Linked DNA regions of Homo sapiens: region 1 is linked to region 2. The links are chromatin loops, found by intact Hi-C in ENCODE. Cell type or tissue: Calu3. All regions are shown on one strand. Links, peaks and the distances in the headings refer to the core of each region. The heading gives the core; the rest is flanking DNA.

What was found. A loop is a pair of places that touch in the nucleus more often than their neighbours do. Peaks named below come from ENCODE experiments on the same cell type or tissue, not always from the same donor. Only the 100,000 strongest peaks of a DNase experiment are listed, where the experiment ranks them.
Region 1: it touches region 2 in a loop (13-fold over the local background); 11 of 110 quality-filtered maps call a loop at or near these places.

The regions. Positions count from the first base shown.
Region 1 is chr18:12,273,501-12,284,649 of GRCh38, reverse strand. It overlaps CIDEA (cell death inducing DFFA like effector a), which reads right to left. Exons shown (of 5, transcript NM_001279.4): 4 at 10,376-10,557; 5 at 7,055-7,527. The coding sequence ends at 7,380. Among named protein-coding and RNA genes, the nearest start is that of CIDEA, 25 kb to the right of the region's middle. RefSeq lists enhancers at 2,999-6,953, 7,755-8,378. In Calu3, for the core only: no CTCF peak of the experiment used is centred there; a DNase peak (open chromatin) is centred at 6,319.
Region 2 is chr18:12,322,833-12,333,981 of GRCh38, reverse strand. It overlaps TUBB6 (tubulin beta 6 class V), which reads right to left. Exons shown (of 4, transcript NM_032525.3): 4 at 7,366-8,915. The coding sequence ends at 7,852. AFG3L2 (AFG3 like matrix AAA peptidase subunit 2) reads left to right here. Exons shown (of 17, transcript NM_006796.3): 17 at 4,199-5,038. The coding sequence ends at 4,417. It overlaps LOC107985154 (a long non-coding RNA gene), which reads right to left and starts at 370. Exons shown (of 2, transcript XR_002958227.2): 1 at 1-370. RefSeq lists a silencer at 5,738-6,032 and an enhancer at 5,567-6,416. In Calu3, for the core only: a CTCF peak has its summit at 5,878 (motif pointing left); a DNase peak (open chromatin) is centred at 5,881.

The sequences.
Region 1 (11,149 bases), core at 1,912-9,911, 49 kb after region 2:
AGCCTGGGAGGTCAAGACTGCAGTGAGCTCTGATCATGCCACTGCACTCCAACCTGGGCAACAAAGCAAGACTTTACCTTAAAAAAATAAAACACACCCTAAGACAGACAAAACTGCACAAGTTGAACGAGCTCCTGTTGCAAGGGCTGCCATATCTCAGTGTTCAAGCCAAGGATGGTGAACAGCACGGGGATCTTGGGGAGAAGGGTTTCTGTGCACCTTCATAACATCTGAGACTCAGCTCCCAACCCTGGCACATTTTATCCTTTGAGGAGAGAGATGATTTTTTTCCTAAAGTAAAATATCATTTGGAGTAAATCCTGGTGAATTAGGTAAAGGAATAAGTCAAAGCATTACTGTTAATTCTTCTGTTAGGTATAGGAGTGAGTCAAACCTTTCAGGTTTTTATTGTGTTTGTGTGGCAGGTAGCGGAGACTCACTGGGCCGGTGGCGCAGGGGTAAAAGAATTTACCAAGACAGTTGTAGGTAAAGAAAGGCAGATTTATTAGAGAAAGTAGGAAAATGTGTTGCAAGGTTGCAGTGGGCAGAATCAGCAGAAGAGGAGCTGCCTGCCAGGAGACCAAGGCTGGCTGGGGAGTTTATAGAATGGAACTTGAGCTGACTGATAACTAACTTCCATTTTTCTATCAGCCTAGGTGTTTGATAAATTAAGGTGTTTGTTGATAAGCAGGAAGCTTGTGAGCTCTGTACGTTATCTGCTCAGGAGGGCCACATGTCCTGGACCATAAAGAAAAACAGACCCACAGCATGTCTGTTTCCTCTCTTTGTTTATCTGTCCTGGACCATGGAGGAAGCCAGACCCATTGCTCATCTGCTTTATCTCTTTGTTTTCACCTGGTGCCACCAACCTGACTCCTTTTTCCTCATTAGGACTCTGCAGATTGCATGGTTTTCTTTCTTTTTTTTTTTTTTAAAAAAAAAAAAGAGATAGAGTCTTACTCTGTCACCCAGGCTGGAGTACAGTGGTGCAGTCATAACTTACTGCAGCCTCAACCTCCTGGGCTCAAGTGATCCTCCTGCCTCAGCCTCCCAAAGTACTGGGATTACAGGTGTGAGTCACTGTGCCCAGCCTTTGTAAGTTTGAGGTCTAACCACATACCAATGAGGCAGGTGTTGGTATATGGCTTGAAAGTGATCCTGCCTTAGTTGTCTTCCCACATGTCATTCCCATGAGCTGTGTGTACAGTTGTGTGACTGTGCGGGCTGGGAAGTCTGAAATCTGCAGGGAGGCTGCAGGCTGGAGCCCCGGAAGAGCTGATGTCGCAGCGCCACCCGCAGGGCTGTCTGCGGGCAGAATTCTTTCTCTAAGGGGATGTCAGTTTTTTCTCTGAAGGCCTTCAATGGACTGGATGAGGCCACTCCCTAATGGGCAACCTGGAGGGCATGTGCTTTACGTAAAGTCCACAGCTTTAAATGTTAGTCTCATCTTCAAAAATATCTTTCACAGCAACATCGGGATTGGTGTTTCACCAGAAACTGGGTGCCGTGGCCTGGCCAAGTGGACACGTAAAGTCACCATCACGAGCAGTAACATCACAATGGCTGGGTGCGTGGGGGGCTGTGGAAAAAACACTGCTTTTTCTCTCTGCTTTCACTCTCAATACAGAGTATTTCACCTTAGGGCACCGAAATGCGTGGGGATTTCTCTCCACAGACAACCCGTTCTCCAGCAGACACCAGCTGAGTGTCCTCTCATTCAATTCAACTCTGACACAGTCCTCTTGGAGACAGCATCAAACACCACGGGCTGAGAGCTCAGTCCTCAAGGCTGCCCTCACTTTTCACGCCCATTGCAAGCCCCAAGCTGTGACAAATCTCAGTTCCCCTGATCCCCGGCTTGGGGGTGGTTAATTTGCTAGGGTAGCTCACAGAACTCAGGGAAATCCTTTCTGTATGTTTAGCCTTTTATTATGAAGGATATTACAAAGGACACAGATGAAGACACTCATGGGGAAGGCATGTGGGGCAGGGCATGGAGCTTCCGTGGTCTCCCTGGACACCACGATCTCAGAGCCTGTACGTGTTCACTCTCTGGAAGCTCTTTGAGCCCTGTAGCTTGGGGATTTTTCTGGAGCCTTCATTACATAGGCACAATTGATTACCTCATTGGCCACTGGTGATTGATTCAAACTTCAGCTCCTCTCCCTTCCCCAGAGGTTGGGGGATGTGGCTGAAAGTCCTGACCCTTTAATCACAGGGCTGGTTCCCTGGCAACCAGCCCCTATCCTGAGGCCATGCAGGAGCCCACCAAGAGTCTCCTAAAATGATGCTCCTGGCCAGGCGCGGGGGCTCATGCCTGTCATCCCAGCCCTTCTGGAGGCCAAAGCAAGTGGATCGCTTGAGCCCAAGAATTTGAGATCAGCCTGGACAACATAAGGAGACCTCATCTCTACAAAAAATAAAAATGATTAGCCAGGCATGGTGGTGTGCAGCTGTAGTCCCAGCTACCTAGGAGACTGAGGTGGGAGGATCACTTGAGCCCAGGAAGCTGCAGTGAGCTGTGATCACACCACTACACTCCAGCCTGGGTGACAGAGCAAGATGCTGTCTTGAAAAAAAAAAGAAAAGATGCCCCCATAACCCAGGAAATTCCAAAGGATTTAGGAATTCTGTCAGCCATTCCAATCACTCAGGAGATTACAGATTTTAGGAGATCTATGTCAGGAATGGGGGCAGAGGCCAAAAACGTATTTTTTATTATATCACAATATCACAGGGGTCCTGGTACCCTGGCCTGGCCTTGGAGTGGCAGGGAGAACCTGGCTCCCAGCAGTGGTGGCCTGAAGCCTTCTTGCAGGTGGGCTGGGGGAGTTGCCGCAGTGACCTTCACAGACTGGCCTCCGACAGTCATAGCCAGTGGGCATCTCAGGGGAGGCCTGGGTGGGACACAACTCCCCATAGTCGGAGTGTGTCCCCCACTGCCTTGGCACATGAGCCCCTGGGGCATGAAGTGGGGGAGACCACTCAGTGGAGTGGAGGCTCAGAATAAAAGGCACTGCACTGATCATCAGATTTTAAAAGCAATAGCTCATGCCCATAATCCCAGTCCTCTGGGAGGCTGAGGTGAGAGGATCACTTGCACCCAGGAGTTGGAGAGCAGCCTGGGCAACATAGTAAGATCCTGTTGCTAACAACAAAAAAAAAATCTAAAAAAAAAAAAAAAAGATGATGAGCTGGGTGTGGTGGTGTGCACCTATAGTGTCAACTACTTGGGAGGCTGAGGTGGAAGATACATTTAAAAAAATGTTATGTTGGCCAGGCATGGTGGCTCACACCTGTAATCCCAGCACTTTGGGAGGCCAAGGTGGGTGCATCACCTGAGGTCAGGAGTTCAAGACTAGCCTGGCCAATGTGGTGAAACCCCAAAAATACAAAAATTACCTGGGTGTGGTGGCACGCACCTGTAATCCCAGCTATTCAGGAGGCTGAGGCAGGAGAATCGCTTGAACCCAGGAGGCGGAGTTTGCAGTGAGTCGAGACCACACCATTGTACTCCAGCCTAGGCAATAAGAGCGAAACTCCATCTCAAAAGAAAAAAAAAAAGTTATGTTGATTTTGCCACAATACAATAAAATCTTGGGGAAGACAGAGCTCTCCTCCTGGCCCACTGGGACTTGAGAGCTGGCTGTCAGAGCTGGAGGGCAGGCAGGTAGCCCCATGGCCTCTGCTGCTGGAGGGGGCCTGGTAATTCTAGCAAGGAATAGCTGTCCCCGTGGAGGTGATGGTAGAGAAAGGTGCTGGCCACAGTTTTCTTTCCCTACAATTTATAACACAGGAGGGAGTGGGAGCCAGGAGACCCTGTGTGGGGACAGTGCCATCCTGGGTGGAGGCCCACCCCCACATGTGGCTTGATGAGCCGCCCCCACCTCATCACATGAGGAGAAAGGAGAACTTCCCTTTGGGGAAATGGACCCCCGTTTTAGAATCCTAGTCCTGAAGAGGCCTACGCCATGGCTTTGAGCTGGGCTCCTGACCTGGCGGGTGGTGACAGTTTCCTTGGGGTGCAGGAGAAGGGCAAGCTGTGGCTGGCCAGCTGAAAAGTGCTGGCTGGAAGAGGGACCGTGTTTACATTTTTAAAATCTGGGCCAAGAAAATCTGTCTGGGAATGGAGTTCCTGGACCAAGTCGATTGGATCCTGATTTTATGGATGAAGACAGTGGTTTGGGCTGTGAAGTCTGGTCACTACAGGTGATTTTAGCCAGAGTCTGTCTCTGGCCATGAGATCATGGCTCTTAGAGCATTTCATTCTGATGTCCTCAGTTCATCCCAGGCCTGCACTCTGTTCCCTGCTGCTGGCAGAAAGTGCTCCTTGAATCTAGCCTACGGATCATGTGGCAGAAACACACCAGGACGCATGCGCGTGGGATGCTCATGGCAGCTACCTGTGTTTGTGCGCCTGAAAAAGAGGTCATAGGAGTGACGTCCAGGTCCATGTAGTGACTGCAGGAGCATGAAACCTGGGCTCATGGGAACCATTTCTTTTTTTCTGAATTGTGATTCTAGAAGTGAATAATTTCCAATTCGAGCTCTTCTGCTTGGCCCCATCAAAGACACACAGACGAACACTCAGCCCCTGAAGGGACACACACGCCACCCTGGGGGTTCAGCTGAAGGCTTAGGTGGAGGCGGCATCCAGGCCTCACAGGGTCCAGGCCCTGAGCCCGCTGGAGTGCCTTGGCTCTCCCCACCCACCCTCACCTGCATGGGGCACATCCTGGTCTGAGCTAGCGGGCTAAATGCAGATGATAGAGAAACTAAGATGAGAACGAGAAAGTGTCACATTTGGAGTGCCTGTCACCTAATCCGAACCAGAGACAAGACAGCCACGCCTGCTGGGACCCTTCCCCTAAGGGAGTGGGTTTCAATTCCACCAGTCTCCTGGCCAAGGGCCCACTGAAGACTTTGACAATAGCAAAACCAACCTTTGCTGCCTCCTCCCTGAGGCCTGGAGCCTCCCTGAGGGTTCTGCGAAGAGGCTGCTCTGTCCCGGGCCACTCCGTGAATCATGGGCACAGGAGACAGGGCGGCGGTGGCCGCAGCTCCTTCAGAAGCTCCCAAATGCCAAGAGGTCCTTCTGAATGTCCTCCCCTTTCCCATGGGGAGAAGGCCAGCCCGTCCCTTCCCCAATTCCTCCCTTCGAACAGGTTGGGCCCCCACAGTTTCCCCACCATCTGGACGTAGGCCTAGGGCCTCTCAGCGAGTGAGGGCAGGGGCTGAGTCAACAGGATCAGGCACTGGAGTGAAAATTCCTTTTTTGGAAGCCAGGCAGTCACTGCCCAGGCCGGTGGAATCCTTGGGAAGTGACGCAAGCCCAGAGTCAGTGAGAGGCAGGAGTGAGCGCCCCTCGGCCAGGCCGGCCACACGCCTGGCTACAGCCCTCCTCCTCACCTCCTCTCCTGCTGGCCCGAGGTGGGCAGGGCGGTCAGGAGCTCCTTATATAGGAAATGTTTTGAAGTCACAGCAGACGGCCTGTGCCTGAACACTCTTTGTAACCCTCGCTCTACCAGCAGCGCAGCTCATTCTGGAAGGCAAGAAGGGATAATACTGAAAGTGCCTGTTTTTTTCGCAGTGTGAAAGAAGAGCCTGTGCTTTGAGGAACGCCACCTCCTTTCCTTTTGTCTGTCCTGCTGTGGGGCCTGGCCCAGCTTCTCCAAGAACTGGCTCAGACACAGTGAGAGCCCAGGACTCAGCGCCGGTCACGGGGCCTCTCAAAGGGGACTGCAAACTGTCTGTGAAGGGAGGACCATCCCTGCCGGGAACGGCTGAGCAGCAGCTGGGAGCCCCGGGAAGGGGGTAGGGGAGGGGAGAGTTTTTCTTCCTCTAGGGTTCCGGGACACACTGTGGTGTCTTTCTGTGGCCAGAGTTGGTGGCTAGGGAAGGAAAAGGCCTCCAAGGCATCATTTCTTAATCAGGAAATATTTTTCTTCTAGCATCTGTTCCCCCTGATTCTAGGAACAGCACCCTATTTCTCTTTGGGGTGGCTCCAGGACTCAGTGTGTGGCCCAGCCTGGCAGAGCCACCAGCTGCTGTGTCTGCAGCATGAGGTGTAACCCAGGACATCCAATGGGGGGACAAGGTGTAGCCCAGAGCTTCCTGCTGCAGGGCCTGAGGTCTGCACTTGCTTCCACTTGAGGGGGTCCCCCCTCCCTGCAGGGAATCAGATCCAAGAGAGTGGGAGACAGATTCTTACAATGTTGTCTGATTGCCTTCGTCCAGCTGTGCCTGCAGCTAGAGATCCCAGCCACGGACAGGAGGTTCCTCGCAGCTGAGCCAGCATGAGGCACAGCTCCACCTTGGCAACGCGGTGCCCCACCTGGCTGCAGGCAGAATCTGCAGCTGAGGGTGCAGCAGTTGTTTTTTGGTTTTTAAGAAAAAGGCTGGGCCGGGTGTGGTGGCTCACGTCTGTAATCTCAGAACTTTGGGAGGCCCAGGTAGGAGGATTGCTTGAGTCTAGGAGTTTGAGACCAGTCTGAGCAACATAGCAAGACCCCATCTCTACAAAAATAAAAAAAACTAGGGGTGGTGGTGTGCACTTGTAATCTCAGCTACTCAGGAGGCTGAGGTGGGAGGATGGCTTGAGCCCAGGGAGGTCGAGGCAGCAGTGAGCCGAGATCAGGCCGCTGTACTCCAGCTTGGGTGACAGAGCTAGACCCTGTCTCAAAAAAAAAAAAAAAAAAAAAAGAAGAAAAAGAAAAAAGAGGCTGAAAAAGTAAAGTCCTTTCACTTTCACAAGTGAAAAAGTAAAAAAGTCCTTGAAGACCTCCACAATTTGAGTCCTTCAGTGTGAGGGCCCCTTTGAGCCTGTTAAAAATCCATGTTTGAAAAAAACATACAATAACATTTTGCAGCTTGTTATTTTTGTGGCACTAATAAAGACTTATGAGAGATTATATCTGTTAGCAGAATATTCCTGGATGAGTTTTGCTTCTATATAAAGTTTTTTTTTTTTTTTGCTGTTCTGATAGTTTTGTTTTGTTTTGTTTGCTTTTTGCTCTTCTGAGAGATAAAGGAGACACAGGAAGTGTCACACATCTTGAAGGTCATTCTTGCGATGGGTTTATTGCAGGAGATGATGGACCAAATGGCTCTGACACATGCACACGCTCCTGGGCACGCCTGCTGCGTGCTCGCTTCCCATGACCCCCAGGGCCCTCTATGCCTCCCCCCCAGGGCACCCTGCCCACTGCCCCCACTTCATGTACCACCAAGCCCTTTCCTTTTCTGGGCACCACTCCTGAGCAGCGTGACCAGCGGCCTCCAAGTGCATGTGGCTCAGAACATAAAAGCATCTTCAACATTCGTCATTGAGCCAAACGAAACACAGTGTTTGGCTCAAGAGCCGGCGACAGCCTGCATCCCTATCCACACGTGAACCTGCCCTTGGCTTGTGACCGGAGGGATGGCCGCTCTTCCTTGTCATCCAGCACCCGGAGCATGTATGTGCCCAGATAGATGAGAAACTGTCCCGTCACCTGGGCGGAGTAGGACAGGAACCGCAGCAGACTCCTGTGGCAGAGGCAGATGGGGAGGCTTTAGCTTGGGATTTTGGGCCAGTGAGAAACAGACAGGATGGGAATACTTCACTCCCCCCACCAAAAGGCACTCGGAGGAGGCCAGGCTGACATTTAGAGCATGGCTGTCTGACTCTCAGAGTGCACGTGTCCCAGGGCTGGCACAGATGCAGCTGCCGTGGCAGTGGGTCTGGCCAGGAGCAGGTCTCTGTGAGCTCCCTGAGGACCCCCTTGCTGCTGGCCCAAGACCACCGCAAGAAGCACGGCTCCCATGAGCCACCTGAAGTGCGGCCTGCTTGTTGAGTGGCTGGCAAGCTCTGTGTGGAGCAGATGGCCGCACCCGCACAGGTGTGCTGTGTCCTGGGCTTCGGCTGCTGGGCTGTTCTAGGGGCCCTGCTACTGAAATCCCTTCCCTTCCTAAGGTAGTAGCAGGACATTCAGCAGTGACTGAGCCCATGGGGATGCGATAGCCAAGCCTGGGCAGCTGTCTCATCAGGAGGGCCCACTGCCCCCAGCACCCACAACAGGGTCCCTAGCAGGCGGTGCCTCCAGTGTGGGGGCTGTCGTGAGTTCCATGGCTGCTTGTGGTGTCATCGGATTTATCAGAGAATACAAATTAGTAACAAGAAGGCTGAACTTGTCTTTCAAGAAAGACTTTGTGGCCAGGTGTGGTGGCTCATGCCTATAATCCCAGCACTTTCAGAGGCTGAGGTGGGAGGATCGCTTGAGTCCAAGAGTTGGAAGCTGCAGTGAACTATGATTGTGCTACTGCACTCCAGCCTGGGGGACAGTGTGAGACCCTCTTTCTTAAAAAAAAAGAAAAAGGGCCTGGAATGTGGTTCATGCCTGTAATCCCAGCACTTTTGGAGACCGAGGTGGGTGGATCACCTGAGGCCAGTAGATTGAGACCAGCCTGGCCAACATGGTGAAACCCCGTCTCTATTAAAAATACAAAAGTTAGCTGGGTGTGGTGGTGCATGCCTGTAATCTCAGCTACTTGGGAGGCTGAGCCACGGGAATGGCTTGAACTTGAAAGGAGGAGGTTGCAGTGAGCTGAGATCGTGCCCCTGCCCTCCAGCCTGGGCAGCAGAGTGAGATTCCGTCTCAAAAAAGAAAAAAAATAAGAAAAGAAAAAGAAAAAAGATTTCACTGAGGTGGAATTTTGGGTGAGGTTAGCTTTCTTCATCTTACCTTTTTCAGTTGTTGTAACTCTCTTGCCTAACTTTTAAAATCCAAGTGTAAAGCTATTTTCTCCTAACCCGGCAAAAAGGAAAAGACAAAAAAAAGGAAGCTCTCCTGGGAGTCAAGACTCCAACACTATGACAGTGACTGTAGTTTAGAGTCAGCCACTGATGGCTCTGAATGGGAAACTGAGGCCACAGAGAAGCCACACACCCTGGCCCACCTCAGGTGAGGCCAGGAGACCTCTGAGAGGAGGGCATTTCCCCTTTGCTGTGCTCAGCACAAATCAGAGCAGTTGTCAAGGCCACGGGGGACGGAAACAACACCCTCAAAGAGAAACGGGCGGCCCTGCCCACAGGGACGTGCAGGGGGCACTGGAATGGCAGCAGCTGCAAAACTTTTCGACTTGAAGACCTTTCTACTGCAATCAGCCACTCTCCCATCCACTCCCTCCACAGAGGTTAGTTCTTTAAGGATCAACGGTAAATTTACTGGAGTAGAAGTAGGTGTAGTTAGAGCCCTGGCAATCATAAAGAGCTTGGAAGCAACCTTTTCATTTTATTTATTTTTTGTTTGTTTATTTATTTATTTTTGAGACACAGTCTTGCTCTGTCACCCAGTCTGGAGTGCAGTGGTGTGGTTATGGCTCACAGTGGCGGATCTCAGCTCACTGCAACCTCCGCCTCCTGGGGTTAAACAATTCTCCTGCCTCAGCCTCCTGAGTGGCTGGGATTACAGGCATCCGCCACCACGCCCAGCTAATTTTTGTATATTTAGTAGAGACAGAGTTTCGCCATGTTGGCTAGGCTGGTCTCGAACTCTTGGCCTCAAGTGATCTGCTGACCTTGGCCTCCCAAAGTGCTGGGATTATAGGTGTGAGCCACCATGCCTGACCAACCTTCTCATTTAAAGATGATAAAAGCAAGGCTCAGAGAAGTTAAGGAGTCTGTGAAAGGTCACACAGCTGATTCCTTAGAGCAGGGACTGCTGGTGTTTCTCTCAGTCCCAGGCTCAATGGCAGGGGTGGCACCCAGTTATGGGGCAGGAACACCCAGGAAGGCTCCTTTTGATCACATGGAATTTGTTTGAATGGGTCTGGGGTATGGCTGGATCAGGAGTCTGTCTTCTAAAAGTTCTGTTTCCTGGGATGCTGTGCAACCAGCCTGGCCTTCGTCTTTGGGATGACGGTGCCCTGGCATTATGTGGAGAGGACACACGCCCATGCCACATTACTGGTAAGGCTGAAGTTATCAGGAGTACAGGAGATACATGCAAAGGCGTGTGATTCACCAGGGTCTAGGTGACCGTTCTGTACAAACCCGGCCACGACCTCCATGGCTCTGGTTTTAGTCATCATCACCTAGAATTAAGTGCTCTAGTTCTTAAAATGAATGTGGTTCCTCTTTATATTTATTATTTAGCTTTTGTTTCTAATGAATAGTTAGTGGTCTTTGGAAGAAATAAATCTGTTTTGGCTTGAGATTTTCTGTTGTGTGAGATGAGCCTGTGGGATAAGAGTTGACCTCCAGACAACATTACTCCAACTGCCCCTAACAGTGCTAGCCGGCCTGGGAGCCCAGAGGAACAGGGTGGGGACTGCTGCCTGTGCCACACCCTGTGCAGTCTGCAGACCCCCGGAGGTGACCCCTGGAGTGTGTTACCTCAGCAGGCCCTTGAGTCCCGTGCACCGGATGTCGTAGGACACGGAGTACATCTCATACATGGTGGCCTTCACGTTAAGGCAGCCGATGAAGTCCTTGGGGTTCAGCCTGTACAAGTCGAAGGTGACTCTCGCTATTCCCGACCTCTTCGGCGGCGAGCAAGTGGGGACGTGCTGGCTGCCCTGTGACAATGGGGGGAGGGGCAGGCTTCAGGAGCCTTCCTAACCCTCCCACGTCATCACTCTGCTCTTATGCCAGCTTCAGATTCTCCTATGTGTCTGTTTAAGGTCTGTGAGCGGCTCCGTGGCTAATCGATAGAGAGATGCTTTCAGCAGGACCCATTTGCACACACTACGACTGTGTCCAATTAGCCACGAGGCGTCTGTCCCTGATCTGCCTTCAGTTCCGGACTCAGGGTGAGTCTGGTGTGGCGTCAGGGCCTGGATTTTAGGACCCCGTTGCTCAGTGGATAGATGTGCCCTGATGAGTGGTGGGGACCCACTCGCCCTGGAGGCCACCATGGTTACCTGGTGACAAAAGAATCTCATCTCATCACTGTAACACAGTTATGGTAATGGAGAAGCAGGCAGCATTGGTTCAATTTTATGGGGGCTACTGGGTGGAAAGTACCAGAATCATATGGCTGAAGTGAGGGCAGAGTGGGCACCTTCCCAGAGCACCTCTGTGTTTTAATAACCCCCCAGGGTTGAGAGCGGACTCCATGGGGAAGCCCAAAGCCATGCAGCAGAACCCCTGGGTGGGAGGAGACCCCCC
Region 2 (11,149 bases), core at 2,176-10,175:
TTACATCAGTTTCAGGTGAAGAAGCTGTTAACAGAGAGAGGTCAGGTAGCTTTGCTTAGGGTCATACAGTGGGTAAGCAGCACAGCCAGGGTCTGACCCAGGTGTCCTGCCTGCAGAGCCCTGGTCGTTCCCCTCTCCCTGAGCCTGTGTGGCCCTGTAAGGCAGCTGCGGAGGGCTGCCGAGCACTTGGTGGCCGCTGTGAATCGAGAACTGTTAAATGTCAAGTGCATGCTGGTTACTGAAGATTCAGCATGAAGAAAGGAATGTAAAAAAACCTCAATCATGTTTTGTGTCGTCACATGTTGAAATAATATTTTGGCCAAGAACTGTGGCACATGTCTATAATCCCAGCACTTTGGGAGGCTGAGGTGGGTGGATCACTTGAGCCCAGGAATTCGAGACTAGCCTGGGCAACATGGTGAAACCCTGTTTGTACTAAAAATATAAAAAATTAGCCCGGCATGGTGGTGTGCATCTGTAGTCCCAGCTACTTGGAGGCTGAGATGGGAGGATCACCTGAGCCCAGGAAGTTGAGGCTAGAGGCTACAGTGAGCTGTGATCACGTCACTGCATTCCAGCCTGGGTGACAAGTGAGACCCTGTTTCAGGGGGAAAAAATATATATATATAATTATATATTATATATATAATTTTATATATTATATATTTATAATATATAATATATATTTATATATTATATATAATCTATATTTATAATATATAATCTATATATTTATATAATTATATATCATATATTTATATAATAGATTATATATTAGATTATTATATATATTATTTATTATATTATCTATTATTATATATATTAGATTATTATATATTATATATATTATATATATAATCTATTATATAATAGTTATATAATAGATTATAATCTATTATATAATAGTTATATAATAGATTATAATCTATTATATAATAGATTATATATTTTTATATATTATTAATATATTTTATATTATATATAATTTATATAATATATTTATATAATATATAATATATTATAGTATATAATATATTATATGTTATATAGTATATGTTATATATAATATATATTTTTTATATATTGGATTAAATTATTGAAATGTAAGTGATCACCCACAACTATGGTGTGTGTGTGTGTGTGTGTATAAGCAAATTGAGAATTAAAAATGGCCTAAGAATGAATCCTAAAGCTTTTTTCCCTTACGTATATGCAGACAATATATTTTTAAAATCAGAGCATTATAGTATTCTGGTTTTCTAAACAATCCTAATCTTTTAGAGATATAGACAAAAAATATATATATATATATGGATAAAATGATATGACATCTGGGATTTTCTTAAAAATAATCTAGAGAGCTGAAACAAGAATGTTTCTAAATTGATCACTGTTGATAGTGGTTACATGGGGATTATCCATTCTTTCCACTTTTGTACCTATTTGAAGCATTTTATAATAAAATTTTTAAAAACTGAAAAGACAAAACTTTCATAATTTTATATCTTTAAAAACATAACATTTATTGCAAACTACAAATAGATTAAATTTCAGAGTAAGGAGTTATCTCAAGAAATAAGTCTGGCCAGGTGCAGTGGCTTATCCCTGTAATCCCAGTACTTTGAGGGGCTGAGTTTGAGACTAGCCTGGCCAACATGGTGAAACCCCATCTCTACTTAAAATACAAAAAGTTAGCTGGGCGTGGTGGTGGACGCCTGTAATCCCAACTACTGGGGAGGCTGAGGCAGGAGAATCACTTGAACCTGGGAGGCGGAGGTTGCAGTGAGCCAACATCGCGCCATTGTACTCCAGCCTGGGTGACAGAACAAGACTCTGTCTCAAAAAAAAAAAAAAAAAATCATTTTATGAGATCAACTTATAATTTAAACTGCTTAATTTTCTTTACACTAGGTATATGATCTAACATAAACACTGTTCCCTCTTCTCATGATACCGTCACACTTCCATGTGTGTACTCCGGTAGGGGTCCCTTTTTCTGTAGGCTGTTAAAACGTGTAATGTCAAATTTATGGTCCAGCTGTAACAAATGAATAGAACTTCAAAGTAAACTACTGTCACATTAACCTTCCTGCCTTCATTTTGTATCTCTGCCCTTGTTTTATATATATATATATATATATATATATATATATATATATATATATATATATATTTATTTATTTACTTTTAGACAGACTCTCCCTCTGTTGCCCAGGCTGGAGTGCAGTGCCTCCATCTTGGCTCACTGCAACCTCCGCCTCCTGGGTTCAAGTAATTCTCCCGCCTCAGCCTCCTGAGTAGCTGGGATTACAGGCAGGTGCCACAACGCCAGGCTAATTTTTGTATTTTTAGTAGAGACAGGGTTTCACCATGTTGGGCAGGCTGGTCTCGAACTCCTGACCTCAGGTGATCCGCCGCCCCAAAGTGCTGGGATTACAGGCGTGAGCCATTGCGCGTGGCCATATATTTTTTATGTACCATTTAAAAGAAACTTTAGACAAAGTAAATTTAACAGATAAGTTTATTTGAGCAAAGAACAGTTTGGGAATCGGGCAGCCCTCAGAATTAGAAGTTCAGAGCTCTGCTCCGGCAGCATGAGCAGCAAGCTTTTGTAGGCTGAGCCTAGAAGCAAAGAAAGAAACTGCAGTCATGTGTTGCTTAATGATGGGGATACGGTCTGAGGAGTTTGCTGTTAGTTGATTTTGTCGTCGTGCAGGCATCAGAGTGCGCTACACCTGCCGCACACCTAGGCTGTGTGGTGTGGCCTATTGCTCCTAGGCTGCATACCTGCTCGCATGTGACTGTACTGAATGCTTCAGGCCATTGTAACACAATGGTATCTAAACACATCTAAACATAGAAAAGGTACAGTTAAAATAAGGTATTATAATCTTACGGGACCACCATCTACATGGGGCCCATCATTGACTGAAACGTTGTTAGCAGTGCATGACTGCTCTTAGCGGTGCATGACTGCTTGATTGGCTACTGCTGGGCATTTGCCTTATTTGTGTGGTCCAATGCATGGTCCCAAGTTCTGCCACAGTTGGCTGGTTGGCTGTTTATGATTGGTAGAAGCTTAATTTGAAGTTAGTTACAAAGAATGCCTCTAGGTTAAGTTCCAGTTTGTGTATGGATGGGTTCTGGGTACAGAAAAAGCCCTAAGCTGATGGCTCCTGCCTAGTCTGTTTTTTTTTTTTTGAGACCGAGTCTTGCTCTGTTGCCCAGGCTGCTGGAGTGCAATGGCGCGATCTCGGCTCACTGCAACCTCTGCCTCCTGGGTTCAAGCCATTCTCCTGCCTCGGCCTCCTGAGTAGCTGGGCTTACAGGCACCCACCACTGCGCCTGGCTAATTTTTGTATTTTTAGTAGAGACGGGGTTTTGCCATTTTGGCCAGGCTGGTGTCGAACTTCGGACCTCAGGTGATCCGCCCACCTCGGCCTCCCAAAGTGCTGGGATTACAGGTGTGAGCCACTGCACTTGGCTGCCTATTCTGCTTTAATGCACATAAAAAGATACATTCTTATCACCTCAGAAAAGCAAACGTAAGATGCTGTGCACACTGAACATCTTGTTTTTTTAATTGAAGTGTGTATCTCTGAGATGTATATAGAACATACACAGCCTCCTCCTATTTTTTTTTGTTTGTTTGTTTTGAGAAGGAGTCTCGCTCTGTCGCCCAGGCTGGAGTGCAGTGGCACAATCTTGGCTCACTGCAACCTCCGCCTCCCGGGTTCAAGTGATCCTCCTGCCTCAGCCTCCCAAGTAGCTGGGACTACAGGCGCACACCACCATGCCCAGCTATTTTTTTGCATTTTTAGTAGAGACACGGTTTCACCCTGTTGGCCAGGATGGTCTTGACCTTGTGATCCACCCGCCTCGGCCTCCCAAAGTGCTAGGATTACAGGCGCGAGCTACCGCGCCCGGCCAGCTTCCTCCTCATTATAGATGGTCAGCATTCATTGTGCAGATGTGTGGAAATATGTCTAGTATGGAAATGTATCCCTTACAGATGGACATTGGTTGCTTTGATATTTTGCACATCTTACTCTAAAACTATGCAACCTTATGTATGAGACATCTTTTTCATTGGTCTTAAATCCTTTTTTGGAATGGGGTCACCTGTAAATAAAAAATTAATATTTCTGAATAGACTTTGCTGAGTAACTGTATTTAATGAAAATTGTTCATATTTCAGGTTGCTCTTCTGTTGTTAGAAAAAGAAGTATTAGATAAGAATGATATGGTTGAACTTTTGGGCCCCAGACCATTTGCGGAAAAATCTACCTATGAAGAATTTGTGGAAGGCACTGGCAGCTTGGATGAGGACACCTCACTTCCAGAAGGCCTTAAGGACTGGAACAAGGAGCGGGAAAAGGAGAAAGAGGAGCCCCCGGGTGAGAAAGTTGCCAACTAGAGGCCCAGAGGGAGGCCATCTCAGTCTGTCCACTGTGGTTTCAGCTGGTGCATTATTTCAGCTGTGGCTTTCAGAAGAATGGGAATGCTGCGCTGATTTTAGCCAGCCACTGGCCCAGCTGAAATGATGGGGAAAGGAGTCCTTAGTCCTTTCAGCCTCAGAGGTCACAGTGGGTGGCAGGTGACTTTCCGGAGGCCTTGAGGGAAATGCACACTGTCCCATAGCCTCATTGGGCTCCCAGACGTGCTGGAAAGGTTGAGCCCAGAGTGGCCGAGGCTGGACCCTGTGGCACCAAGTGGGGTCGGCTGACCGTGTGGCAGGGATCGTTGCACTGGACTCTTGGCGTGTGGGAAGGGATGCTTTCTCTTTGTCGCCCACTCTTCATTCCTGTTTCTCCTCAGTTCCCCTGTGCAGATGGGCTGTGAAATTAAATTGGAGTCTTGATAAGAACATTTTAATTTGACTTAATATTTTAAAGATTGAATCCAGATCACTTGTTGCTGTCTTAATGGAATGGTTTTCTACAGGAGCTGTAACATACTTAAAAATATGAATGTATTATGTAAATATGGCTTCTTTACATAAAAAATAAAATGTCAACACTGTACTTTTCTGAACACACATAGGGTCCCTATTTATGCTCTGGATATTTTTAGAAAACATAATGGCAAGAAATTAAATTTTCTTGCTTTTTAGAGGAGAATCCTTCAAAATCTCAGCCTCGCTGGTTCTCATTAGCTCCCACAGGAGGTTGGAACCTTCTAGAGTTATGTGTCCTGTAAAGATGCACTGAGCTCTGGATATAAAGTACATGGGTCCTGAGGGGTTAGTCATGGCCTGAATCTGTGATAACCACCCCAGTGCAGGTCCTCAAGAGGCCAGTCATGGCCAGATGTTGGCCACACCTTCTGGGTATAGAAGTTAACGTATAACTGTAGCGGGCCTGGCAGGCTGACCTGAGCCGTCACCTGGATTTTAGAGAAGGAACAGTGGAACTAAGCTGGAGTCCCCTGGGCCCTGGCTCTCTGGGGACATCTCAGGAGTGGTCTGACTGGTAAGCTGCTCCTATTGTCTATTGAAAGGGAGTTATTGGTTATGTGCTTCCAGAAAAGTGAGTCTGTAGTGTTGCAAACCTATATCAAAATTCCTTAAAAAAGATGGCATGAGGAAGATTTGCTATGTCTTCTATCAATTGCTGTTATTTGGACATGGAGGAGACACTGGCATTTTTAACTATTTACATTTTTAGCAGTCTGTTTTAGCATTATTCCAGCTTGCCTTGTGTGGTGTTGATGTTGTCGGAACAGTGGCTTTAGAATTAACACAATCTAGTGGCATCCCTGCCATGGCCCCAGGCCATGCATGCTCCACCCATGGCTACTTCCCAGCAGCCTGAGATACCCACCTGTCCCCGGCAGGCCGTGGAAGCAGCTGTTTGGACTCCACAGCTCAGCATGCCAGGAGAACAGGCGCCCCCTGCTGGACCTTTGCACCTGCAGGCATTGCCACACTGGCCACTTCCTTTCCTCATAGGGTGTTTTTGGGAGGTGCCCAATGAAGCATTGTTTCCAGGCTGAGGCTCACACAGTTGTGAGGGTGCTGGGTGTGCTTTTTACCATACAGGCAGTAGACGATTAGGAGACGCTCTCTACTCCTTATCCAACCACTGCAAGGCATGGAGCCAGCGTGGGCTGCCCTCTCACAGGCCTTGGCTGTGAGACCTCCCGGGGGACGAGAGTGGGGCCCACTGTCTGTCAGGCTTGATACAGTAAGAGTGACAAAGCCAGATAGCACCGACAACACCCATGTTTCTGGTGAGGTGAGCAACCTTAAGCTCTGGGCCCTGGATGGCTGCTCAACCTGTGCAAGTGGCCCTCTGTGCTAGGAGCAACCGTGGCTCCCTGTGCCACCATCTTGTGGGGCCTGCTCATGCATAGATCTTTCCACGGTCACACAGAACATGTTTTCAGGACAGATGTGGGTGGTGAGCTGGTAAGATTTATTTTTACTGTGGTCTCAGAATAGTTCAGATTTCTGCAAAAAGATCTGTGATCACCTCAAGCCATGCTGCTGTGTTTAGTGATGAACTTTCCATCTGCCCAAGGCTGGGGCTTAACACAAAATAAATACAGCTAGTCAATGTAAGGCCTGGGATCACAGACCAAGGGTGGTGTTGTGGTTGTACTGTGGGGAACCCTAACCCTAAGTGGTCCCGAATGACAAAGCTTTGTCTGTCTCTTATTCCCTGTCCAACACAGGTCAGAGTGGGCTCTGCCCAGGATGGTCACTCAGGAACCTGGACGGGTGGACAGGAGGGATCGGGGGGGCTGCCCACGTGGGAGGCAGAGCAGGAGGGCTGGCACTGGCACATGACGCTTCCACTCGGGGGTGACACACTATGCCCATTCTTATGGCTAGAGCAAGTCCCACGTTCACAGCTTCAAGAGGGCAGGAAGAAGTAAAGCAAAAATATTGTCAACAGTGAGGTCTGTACCAGGCACTAGCAGGGCTACTGTGCGTGCCCCGTGGAGTTTATCTTTGGAAACTCCAAAGGTGTGGCCGGTGGTAGAAGCCATCAGGTGTGATGGGTCACAGCAGAAAAGGGCCCATCCCTTCCATGCAGGGCTGGCTGTTGGCACCCCAGCTCCCACCCAGCACCCCTGGCTTTGTCCGGAGGCCTTTTGGGGCTGTTTGTTCCCCTACAAGGTTGGGGAACCCTAGCCCAGGACCTGACTTGGGAAAATGCAAGATCCTGTGGGAGTCTAAAAGGTGGCTGCGGATGGAGGAGGGGCTTTTGTCTGTACTGCATTGCCTTCCAGCTAGCAACAGTTTTGGCTGCCCCCCTTAAAGCCTCCATTTAAAGAAGAGCCCTTTCCTCTGTTGTTTTCGTGAACTGAAGTGGGGAGGAGTTCACCCCAGGGAGAGACCAGTGACCCAAGTAGCCATTGTAACCATACAAAGTAACTTACGTCATTTATGCACATGGCTAGAGAGATGAAGACACACGTTTAGTATTTTATTATGAATCATTATTTCAAAGTCCCATACTGCATATTCATATAAGGCAACACGGCACAATTTCAGGCTTCATCACAAAGGATGAAAAAGACTGTTTCTAACTCCCTCCTAATTTGCAGACATGCTTGAACACTTAATGGAAGGTGAAGTTTATTTTGTGGCCCCTCAGTTCTCTTTCAAGTCCTCTAGTAGAAAGTCTCCATGGTGTGATCTTCTGACTGGGTAGAACCCGCAATTCTCTGCTGTTTTTAGTCTTTGTTCCAGATGACTAATTACATGACTTGGCTGCATTTGTGAGGGGCCGACACCAACACAATTAAACCAGTGCACCATTCAGGGCCATAGGGTAGGAGGCACCAGGGTTCAAGAAGGAACTTGCGTGTTGTAGGATCTGAGTTGGGGCGGCTCTATTCCGACTATCCATCGATCTCCTCTTCCTCATCCTCAAAAGCTTCCTCCCCGTCATTGGCGGTGGCATCCTGGTACTGCTGGTACTCGGATACCAGGTCGTTCATGTTGCTCTCCGCCTCGGTGAACTCCATTTCATCCATGCCCTCACCCGTGAACCAGTGCAGGAAGGCCTTGCGCCGGAACATGGCTGAGAACTGCTCGGAGATGCGCTTGAACAGCTCCTGGATGGCCGTGCTGTTGCCGATGAAGGTGGAGGCCATCTTCAGGCCGCGGGGCGGGATGTCGCACACGGCCACCTTCACGTTGTTGGGAATCCACTCCACGAAGTAGCTGCTGTTCTTACTCTGGATGGCCAGCATCTGCTCGTCCACCTCCTTCATGGACATGGGCCCGCGGAACACGGTGGCCACGGTCAGGTAGCGGCCATGGCGCGGATCGCAGGCGGCCATCATGTTCCTGGCGTCGAACATCTGCTGGGTGAGCTCGGGCACGGTCAGGGCCCGGTACTGCTGGCTGCCGCGGCTGGTGAGCGGCGCGAAGCCAGGCATGAAGAAGTGCAGGCGCGGGAAGGGCACCATGTTCACCGCCAGCTTGCGCAGGTCAGCATTGAGCTGGCCCGGGAAGCGCAGCGAGGTGGTGACCCCACTCATGGTGGCGGACACCAGGTGGTTGAGGTCCCCGTAGGTGGGCGTTGTCAGCTTCAGAGTGCGGAAGCAGATGTCATAGAGCGCCTCGTTGTCGATGCAGTAGGTCTCGTCTGTATTCTCCACCAGCTGGTGCACCGACAGTGTGGCATTGTAGGGCTCCACCACCGTGTCCGACACCTTGGGCGAGGGCATGACGCTGAAGGTGTTCATGATGCGGTCCGGGAACTCCTCACGGATCTTGCTGATGAGCAGCGTGCCCATGCCTGAGCCCGTGCCGCCGCCCAGCGAGTGCGTGAGCTGGAAGCCCTGCAGGCAGTCGCAGTGCTCGCACTCCTTCCGCACCACGTCCAGCACTGCGTCCACCAGCTCCGCGCCCTCCGTGTAGTGCCCTTTCGCCCAGTTGTTCCCTGCACCCGTCTGGCCTGCAACAAAGAGAGTCCCGTGCCGTTTAAACAGGAAAGGGCTGCGCCATCACCATGCTTGGTCACCGACAAGGAGGGTGTGAAGTGATTCCATGATGTGCTGTTAGCCAAAGGGAGGGGCCGGGGAAACAGGCACCCACCAACGGTGCAGCTGAGCAGATGCACTGGTACGTTTTTAGGCAAGTCAAAGTAGCTACTGGTCAATTTTAAAGATGTATATACATTTTGACCTGGTTGTTCCATGTTAAAGAGGTAATTCTTGCACATGGTAGAATTCAAAGGGAACAAAAGGTATACATTAAAAAAATAAGTTACTGGCCGGGCGCCGTGGCTCATGCCTGTAATCCCAGCACTTTGGGAGGCCGAGGCGGGTGGATCACTTGAAGTCAGGAGTTAGAGACCAGCCTGGGCAACATGAGGAAACCCCATCTCTACTGAAAATACAAAAATCAGCCGGGCGTGGTGGTGGGGAGCCTGTAGTCCCAGCTACTTGGGAGGCTGAGGCAGGAGAATTGCTTGAACCTGGGACCTGGGAGGTGGAGGTTCTAGTGTGCTGAGATGGTGCCACTGCACTCCAGCTTGGGCGTCAGAATGGGACTACAGCTCAAAAAAAAAAAAAAAGTTCTCTCCTTTGGGCTTTCTGAATCTTATACTGTACTATGTATAAGTATTTTCTTTTCTTTCTTTCTTTTTTTTGGAGACGCAGTCTCACTCTGTCGCCCAGGCTGGAGTGCAGTGGCGCAATCTCGGCTCATTGCAAGCTCCGCCTCCTGGGTTCACGCCATTCTCCTGCCTCAGCCTCCCGTGTAGCCGGGACTACAGGCGCCTGCCACCACTCCTGGCTAATATTTTTGTATTTTTAGTAGAGACGGGGTTTCACCGTGTTAGCCAGGATAGTCTCGAACTCCTGACCTTGTGATCCGCCCGCCTCGGCCTCCCAAAGTGCTGGGATTACAGGCGTGAGCCACGGCGCCCGGCCCAAGTATTTTATTTTTAAAACTTGACACTTTTTCATGTTAATGGAGCCCCTCATTCATCATCCAGAATTACTGTTGCAAAATGTTTGCAGAACCAATTATTTATTCTGCCCCTATAATTAAATACTAAGCACAGGAAGTAATTCCTGCCCTCAAATTGTTTCCAGGCCAGTTGAGAAAAGGAGCTTAATATGTCTGAAAGACTTCTGTATTTTATGCAGAGTTCAAGTAACAAGAAAGAGACCTAGTCTGTTTTCTGCATAATGGTGCTTTTTTTTTTTGAGACGGAGTCTTGCTCTGCCACCCAGGCTGGAGGTGCAGTGGTGCGATCTCGGCTCACTGCAAGCTCCGCCTCCCGGGTTCACACCATTCTCCTGCCTCAGCCTCCCAAGTAGCTGTGACTACAGGCACCCACCACCACGCCTGGCTAATTTTTTGTATTTTTTAGTAGAGATGGGGTTTCACCATGTTAGCCAGGATGGTCTCAATCTCCTGACTTCGTGATCCACCCACTTCGGCCTCCCAAAGTGCTGGGATTACAGGTGTGAGCCACCGGGCCAGCCCCATAATGGTGCATTTTTGCCAGACAGGCTTATGTATATCTTACTTTACCTAAAAAAAATTGAATCTGAAAGATTGGCTCTTAAATTTAAAATCCTATTTTTCATTTTATCTCATTTTAAAATGGATTATTTCACTAGCAGAAGCATTTTTTTCCCAGCTGTAAAAATTACACAGGTTTGTATGTCCATATGAACAGATGCACGTAGGAGTGGGAGGAACTAATTTTTGTTTTTGGTTTTCTGGGCACTACGAGTTTCATATAATGCAATGGCTTTCATACATTGCTGTGAACATCTGTATTTATTTATTTAGAGACAAGGTCTCGCTCTGTCACCCAGGGTGGCGTACACTGGCACCACCCTAGCTGACTGCAGCTTTGAACTCCTGGGCTTAAGTGATTCTCCCACTTCAACCTCTTGAGTAGCAGGGACTACAGGCACATGCCACTACACTTGGCTAATGAACATTTGAAAAAACTAGATACTAGATACCTCTCATTTATTTTAAAGTTAACATCTATTATTTTTCATAAGTCAAATAGTTGCATATGATATAATTTTAATTTCTGGAAACAATATAATCACTTTAAAAAACTCTTCTTCTGTTAAATGTATTGATAGAATATATTAAAAATCAGAAATAATTCCAATCAGTTGAAGTTGATTCTTTTTAATTTCCTGTGATTACAAAGTA